2 separate regions of the Homo sapiens genome follow, and region 2 is linked to region 1. A link is an interaction called in ENCODE POLR2A ChIA-PET data of the cell type or tissue named here. Cell type or tissue: PC-9. All regions are shown on one strand. Region 1 has its middle 35 kb from the start of LINC02649. Region 2 overlaps LOC124902370 (a long non-coding RNA gene).

Region 1 (4,000 bases):
ATGAAGTCCTTGCCCATGCCTATGTCCTGAATGGTAATGCCTAGGTTTTCTTCTAGGGTTTTTATGGTTTTAGGTCTAACATTTAAGTCTTTAATCCATCTTGAATTAATTTTTGTGTAAGGTGTAAGGAAGGGATCCAGTTTCAGCTTTCTACATATGGCTAGCTAGTTTTCCCAGCACCATTTATTAAATAGGGAATCCTTTCCCCATTGCTTGTTTTTCTCAGGTTTGTCAAAGATCAGATAGTTGTAGATAAGTGGCATTATTTCTGAGGGCTCTGTTCTGTTCCATTGATCTATATCTCTGTTTTGGTACCAGTACCATGCTGTTTTGGTTACTGTAGCCTTGTAGTATAGTTTGAAGTCAGGTAGCGTGATGCCTCCAGCTTTGTTCTTTTGGCTTAGGATTGACTTGGCGATGCGGGCTCTTTTTGGTTCCATATGAACTTTGAAGTAGTTTTTTCCAATTCTGTGAAGAAAGTCATTGGTAGCTTGATGGGGATGGCATTGAATCTATAAATTACCTTGGGCAGTATGGCCATTTTCATGATATTGATTCTTCCTACCCATGAGCATGGAATGTTCTTCCATTTGTTTGTATCCTCTTTTATTTCATTGAGCAGTGGTTTGTAGTTCTCCTTGAAGAGGTCCTTCACGTCCCTTGTAAGTTGGATTCCTAGGTATTTTATTCTCTTTGAAGCAATCGTGAATGGGAGTTCACTCATGATTTGGCTCTCTGTTTGTCTGCTATTGGTGTATAAGAATGCTTGTGATTTTTGTACATTGATTTTGTATCCTGAGACTTTGCTGAAGTTGCTTATCAGCTTAAGGAGATTTTGGGCTGAGACAGTGGGGGTTTCTAGATATACAATCATGTCATCTGCAAACAGGGACAATTTGACTTCCTCTTCTCCTAATTGAATACCCTTTATTTCCTTCTCCTGCCTGATTGCCCTGGCCAGAACTTCCAACACTATGTTGAATAGGAGTGGTGAGAGAGGGCATCCCTGTCTTGTGCCAGTTTTCAAAGAGAATGCTTCCAGTTTTTGCCCATTCAGTATGATATTGGCTGTGGGTTTGTCATAGATAGCTCTTATTATTTTGAGATATGTCCCATCAATACCTAATTTATTGAGAGTTTTTAGCATGAAGCGTTGTTGAATTTTGTCAAAGGCCTTTTCTGCATCTATTGAGATAATCTTCTGGCTTCTTTCAAGATTTTCTTTTTGTCTTTGATTTTTTTTTTTTTTTTTGAGACAGAGTCTTGCTCTATTGCCCAGGCTGGAGTGCAGTGGTGCGATCTCAGCTCACTACAACCTCCACCTCCTGGGTACAAATGATTCTTGTGCCTCAGCCTCCTGAGTAGCTGGGATTACAGGCACCCACCACCATGCCCAGCTAACTTTTTTTTTGTATTGTTAGTAGAGACGGGGTTTCACCATGTTGGCTAGACTGGTTTCGAACTCCTGACCTCAGGTGATCTGCCTGCCTTGGCCTCCCAGAGTGTTGGGATTACAGGCATAAGCCACCACGCCTGGCCTGTCTTTGATTTTCTAGATGTACATTTCTTTGGTATTTATCATGCTTGGTGTATTTATCCTCCTCTGAGCTTCCTGGTTTTGTGGTTTGGTATCTGTCATTAATTTTGGAAAATTTTCATCCATTATTACTTCAAATATTTTTTTCTGTCTCTTTCTCTTTTTTTCTGTGTGGTATTCCCATTACATGTTTGTTGCATACATGAGTTTCATTTTTTATTTTTGTTTTTAACTTTATGTGTACATATTTAATTAAAATAGAATAGGCATAAATCAAAAACAAGAAAATAATCAGGATAAAGTGTCCTGTCATTTAGTTTGCAAGGAGGAATCAGGAAGTGCAACAAATTACTAGAAAAATATTCTAAAACCATCTGAAGTGGCTAGGTTACATAATCTTCAGAGTCAAATGCCAAAGTTAAGTATTATACCACTTAATCCACAAATGAAAAAAAAGAGGAGTCAAAAGTTTATCTTGTTCAGGCTGGGCGTGGTGGCTCATGCCTATAATCCCAGCACTTTGGGAGGCCAAGGTGGGCGGATCACTTGAGGTCAGCCTGGTCAACATGGTGAAACCCTGTCTCCACAAAAAATAAAAAGATTAGCTGGGCATGGTGGTGCATGTCTGCAGTCCCAGCTACTCAAGAGGCTGAGGCAGGAGAATTGCTCAAGCCCAAGAGGCAGAGGTTGCATTGAGCAGAGATTGTGCCGCTGCACTCCAGCCTGGGCAGTGGAATAAGTGAGACTCTGTCTCAAAAAAAAAAAAAAAAAAAGTGTCCTGTTTACTAGAACAATTTTTACATTCAATCTATAGTGCTACTGGCAACTTTCAGAAGAAAGAAGTTTCCATTATGCATTGACTAGAAAATCTCAAATACAACTAAGCAGCTATGCTATGCTATAGCTCGTTAAGTATCATTAAACTGCTCTGGGCTAGTGTACATTTCAGATTAATAGAGAACCACATTTTGCGTTTTAGAAAGGCAGCAGTAATTCTATTTCAGCTTTTAGTCTGGATGCTTAACACAGTTAAGGCGACAGTTCAAGCACATTAAGTGAAGGTAGTTAAGATTTCAGAACAATCATCACCATCTCTTACAACCTACATACACTGTTTAATGCTTACGTGGAAGGAAACCAGTGGTTTTTTTTTTTTTTTTTTTTTTTTTTGAGACAAAGTCTCACTCTGTTGCTTAGGCTGGCATACAGTGGTTTGATCTTGGCTCACTGCAACCTCCACCTCCCGAGTTCAAGCAATTCTGCTGCCTCAGCCTCCCGAGTAGCTGGGATTACAGGCATGTGCCACCATGCCTGGCTAAGTTTTATATTTTTAGTAGAGACAGGTTTTCACCATGTTGGCCAGGCTGGTCTCGAACTCCTGATCTCAAGTGATCCTCCCACCTCAGCATCCCAAAGTGCTGGGATTACAAGTGTGAGCCACAGCACCCAGCCGAAACCAGTGTACTTTTTTTTTTTCTTTTTTTTTTTTTTTTTTTTTTTTGAGACAGAGTCTCACTCTGTCGCCCAGGCTGGAGTGCAGTGGCGCAATCTCGGCTCACTGCAAGCTCCGCCTCCTGGGTTCATGCCATTCTCCTGCCTCAGCCTCCCGAGTAGCTGGGACTACAGGCGCCCACCACCACACCCAGCTAATTTTTTTGTATTTTTAGTAGAGACAGGGTTTCACCATCTCTACTAGCCAGGATGGTCTCGATCTCCTGACCTCGTGATCTGCCCACTTCAACCTTCCAAAGTGCTGGGATTACAGGCGTGAGCCACCGTGCCTGGCCCGAAACCAGTGTTCTTAATTGGCATTTTATACACACATACACAGAATTAAAAAAAAAAAAAACTATCAAGGGCAATCATTCTAAGTGTACTGTGGTAGAATGTGTTAAAAATGCAAACATCCCATAGAACTAAAGTAACATGAACAGCACTTCTCATGGCCTAGGAGAAAGGTGACTGGTTCTCACACAAAGCTAAGCCTGTATCAGTCATTCTAATCACAATGGCTTATGAAAGTATCAGGTTTCCGGAAAAGCAACTATTCCAGGAAAGTCAGTAAATCTCTTGAAAGTTTCACCTCTATAAAACCAGGATAAGGCTACAGCTCTCTTGAAATCTGAACAGGTTATCAGATGAAACAGTAAGATTCCCAGCCATAATGTGAGATGGAAAGATCCTCATGCAGCGTATGCTCAATTGCTGGCCCCAGAAAGCCTCACGTGCAGAATACAGAAGTTGCCAAAGAAGGAAACGGAGACGTTCAGCTACATTTCCGTCGTGTGATGAATTTTAAACCCTCAGGAATGGTGTGGTCTATTAGGCTTTTCATCATGCTTGGTGTCATCCACTTAATCTGTTCAAAGATAAAAGAAGACATGATTGTAATAGTAACTCGAGTCCCAGATGTTGACAGTATGTCTGCAATTTGAGAGTCCTTCAGTCCAGTGACCTTCTGTC
Region 2 (4,000 bases), 120 kb after region 1:
CCAGACTCTGACAATGGATTCATTCTTTCTTTCGTTCTTTCTTTTCTTTCTTTCCTTCTTTCTTTCTTTTTTCTCTTTCTTTCTCTCTTTCTTTCTCTTTCCTTTCTTCCTTCCTTTTTTCCTTTTTTCTTTCTTTCTCTCTTTCCTTTCTTTCTCTGTCTCTCCTTCCTCCCTCCTTCCTTCCTTCCCTTCCTTCCTTACTTCCATCCTTTCTTCCTTCTTTCTCTTTCTTTCTTTCTTTTTTTCTCTCTCTCTTTCTCTCTTTCTTTCTCTCTTTCCTTTCTTCCTTCCTTTCTTTCCTTTTTTCTCTTTTTCTTTCTCTCTTTCCTTTCTTCCTTCCTTTCTTTCCTTTTTTCTTTCTTTCTCTCTCTCTCCTTCCTCCCTCCTTCCTTCCTCCCTTCCCTTCCTTCCTTCCATCCTTTCTTCCTTCCTTCACTCCTTCCTTCCTTCTTTCTCTCTCTCTTTCATTCTTTCTTTCCTTCTTTCTTTCTTTCTTTCCTTCTTTCTTTCTCTTCCTTCCTTTCTTTCCTTTTTTCTTTCTTTCTCTCTCTCTCTCCTTCCTCCCTCCTTCCTTCCTCCCTTCCCTTCCCTTCCTTCCTTCCTTCTATCCTTCCTTCCTTCTCTCTCTCTCTCTTTCTTTCTTTCTTTCCTTCTGACATGGGGTCTCACTCTGTTGTCTAGGCTGGAGTGCAGTGGCACAATCTTAGCTCACTGCAATCTCTGCCTCCCACAAGTGATCTTCCAACCTCAGCCTCCCAGATAGCTGGGTCCACAGGTGCACGCCACCACACCCTGCTAATTTTTTGTATTTTTGGTAGAGACAGGGTTTCACCATGTTGGCCAGGCTGGTCTCAAACTCCTGAGCTAAAGCAATCTGCCCATCTCAGCCTCCCAGAGTGTTGGGATTACAGGCGTGAGCCACCGCGCCCGGTCAGATTCTGTTTTTCATAGTGAGAGCTTCACAACAAACAGATGTGTTTCCTTGGGAAGCAGTGTTCCTTCAGGCAGATCTGTGCACTGGGCAGCTCTCCGTTTGCCGTCCTCTCATCTTGACTTTCGTGAACTCTCTCCTTTTGCGTCCTGGACCCCACCCAGGGAACTGCTCACTGCCTTGCTGGCAGGTTTGCAAATCACCCATGACAATAACTTACGTGTTTATTACCCAGTGCTATTGGCATTTTCACTGGGGAACTCCAGCGCCCCGCAAGTCTTTCTGACCTCAAGAATAAGGTTTTTAATAGCCAAGTGTTAAGTGTGGTGGAATGGGAAGGTGGATATTTTGGAAGAGGGAATTTGCCTTGCGTCTTCCCAACTATGCCCAAGAGCCCACTAGATGGCTCAAGTTCTTTATCCTGCTCTTTGCAAATGGACTGTCGCATGATTCTAGGTCTAGAGGAAGCTGATTGCTGCTACTGGAAGGGTCAGGCTTTGAAGGACAAGTGCGGGAGTGCTGGCTACTTTATGGTACTCTATGACTGGTGCACCCATGTGCCCATGGGGAGCAATGACAGCTCCAAAATCTCACAGGTTGGCACCTGTTACCAATGTTGTCCCATTTCCATGCAGCTGGGAGACCCTCAGTGGGAATGATGATTTCTTCTTGGTATAACCTCAAGTCAGGCATGTTGCTACCAAGAGCTCGCACATTCAGAGGGCCCATCCTGGAGGACATTTGGGCCATTTGTTTTGGGCCTTTGTTGCAACTAACACTTTTCATATTTTACCAACATGGAGAAAGAGCATTATGATAATAATGCCCTTTGGAATTGAGATTAGATTATAAGGAGTGAAATCTAAAGCATTGTGTGAATTTAAAATATACAACATTTTAGAAAAATCCTTGGGTTAGAATTAACTTATGTTAGAAACTGGAGATGCCTTAGAGTGCCTATATCATCCTAAAATTGTTCTTTTTAAAATTCAGAACTGTGTTCCAGACAGTTTCTAACACCAAATAATCAAACTACTTTTTTTTTTTTTTCATGACTAAAGTAGGAAAAATTTGCACAATGGGGCCCGTGTTCTTTTGAGCTCTAACCTGTGGTTCCAGAATTCGGCTGTAAAATAATGTTTGCTGAAGTCGCTCCCCAGTGGCTAAAATTGTGATTGCAGATTATACCAATGCAGAATTTGTTGTATGGTACTGAGTAATTTTTAATTACAATTTTAAATTACTTTCCCAGTTTATTTTAATGTTTCAATAAAGTTTTTTTGAAAAAGGAAAAAGAGAGTCACTTTCTAGTCAATGTGTTATGTTTAACCAGAAGGCTATTATAATTTTTATAGACACAAAACAGTTCTGAATAATGCCATGAAACGAATATGTCTTTGTGCAGATCTTATGATAATATGTTCATTCTGGAGTAAGATGTGCCGCCTGAGGCACTGAGGGAATGGCTCACCGTCATTACCATGGGTACTCACTCACCACTGTCAAAACCAACAAGGAAGCAGAGTTTCAGCCACTTTTAAACGATACTTTTCAGCTACAAGATGCAAATGTTTGGTTGATCTAGTGTAAGATTAATTAGAATGTCTCATATGAGTACAGAAACATGCATTTTCAGTATGATGATTTAAGCACAGCTAATAAAGTTGAAATGAACGAATGCACTTCGAATATGCAAAATATACCATCCTTTGTATTTCCTCGGGGGTAAAGCCCTTTGAAAAGATCAATGAGTGAAGTTTAAAAACCACAGGCATCATTTTTCTAATTTCACAAACCCAAAAAGAGCTATGGGTTCTAACAGATCACTCTAAAGAATTTGGTAATTCATCTATCCAACTTTCACTCTGCAAATGTTCAGCTCTGTTGCGGGCTGGAGACATGAGACAGAGAAGATGCAATCCCATGCCGGCTGAGCTTGCAGGTAAGCGAGCACCCAGTCCTGAATGCAGTGGGCGTGCATGGTGCCGGGGTGTGGGGGGTGTGAGGGGATGAGTGGGGGCATAAGAGGCATCTGGAGGGGGCAATATTGGAGCAGAAATCAGGAGGAGGCGTTCAAGTGAGGGGGAATGACTTCCAGGCAGCAGCTTGTGTCGGGCCCAGAAGCAAGCATGTGGTGTGCTTGGAAAGCTACATGTGTGCGCATGCATGCATGTGTGGTGTACATGTTCAGTGTGTGTGTGTGTGTGTGTGTGTATGGTGTGTATGTATGGTGTTTGTGTCATGTGTATGGTGTGTTCATGTGTGTGTATGGCATGTGTGTATGGCGTGTGAATGTGTGATTGTGTGTGGTATGTGCATGGGACATGCACATCTGTGGTGTTCGCATATATGATGTGTGTATATGGGTTGCATGTGAATGAATGTGTGTGGTATGTGCATGTGACGTGTACATACATGGTGTGTGTGGTGTGTGTGTTCATGTAACAGACAGAACAGTGTAATGAATCTCCATGGTCCCATTATCTAGATTCAATTCATGGCCAATTTTGTTTCATCCATATCCCCACCTAACTCATTCTCCCTAGTATTCAAGCAAATCCCATATATCATATCATTTTATCTGTAAAATCCTTATGTGTATTTGTAAATAAGTATAAAATGATATATCTATCTTGAAACTTCTCTAAAAATGTTCTTTTTAAAACCTAGCCACAATACTGTTATCACACCAAGAAAATTAACATTAATGTTTAGTAGTATCAAGTCTTTAGTCAGTTGTTCAAATTTCCAGTGGTCTTGTGTCAGTTTTTTTTTTTTTTTTTTTTTTTTTTTTACATTTTTTGGAATCAGGATCCGGATAAGGGCCATATACTGTGATTCACTGATGTCTTTTAAGTTGTATTGGACCTATAGTTTTATCTCCCCTACTTTTCCTTGCAATTTATTTATTGACACTTATCTTAGGGAATTGCTCAGTTTAGATTTTGCTGATTACATCTCCAGGGTGTACTTTGACATATTATTCTGTGTTCTGTATTTCTTACAAATTAGTACTTGGACATAGACATTTGACCAAACTCAGGTTTGATTGATGGATTTAGTTTTTTT

What was found. ChIA-PET counts read pairs that join two places held together with the same protein. Peaks named below come from ENCODE experiments on the same cell type or tissue, not always from the same donor. Only the 100,000 strongest peaks of a DNase experiment are listed, where the experiment ranks them.
Region 2: POLR2A ChIA-PET joins it to region 1 with 12 read pairs; 9 of 35 experiments call an interaction of 5 or more read pairs at or near these places.

Annotation. Positions count from the first base shown.
Region 1 is chr10:6,289,265-6,293,264 of GRCh38, forward strand. It overlaps a transcript of PFKFB3 not described here and the pseudogene SDCBPP1. Among named protein-coding and RNA genes, the nearest start is that of LINC02649, 35 kb to the right of the region's middle. In PC-9, no CTCF peak of the experiment used is centred here; DNase peaks (open chromatin) are centred at 1,587, 2,057 and 3,547; H3K27ac peaks cover 2,051 bases.
Region 2 is chr10:6,404,350-6,408,349 of GRCh38, forward strand. All of the region lies in intron 1 of LOC124902370 (a long non-coding RNA gene), which reads right to left. It also overlaps a transcript of PRKCQ not described here. Among named protein-coding and RNA genes, the nearest start is that of LINC02656, 56 kb to the left of the region's middle. In PC-9, a CTCF peak has its summit at 2,113; a DNase peak (open chromatin) is centred at 2,032.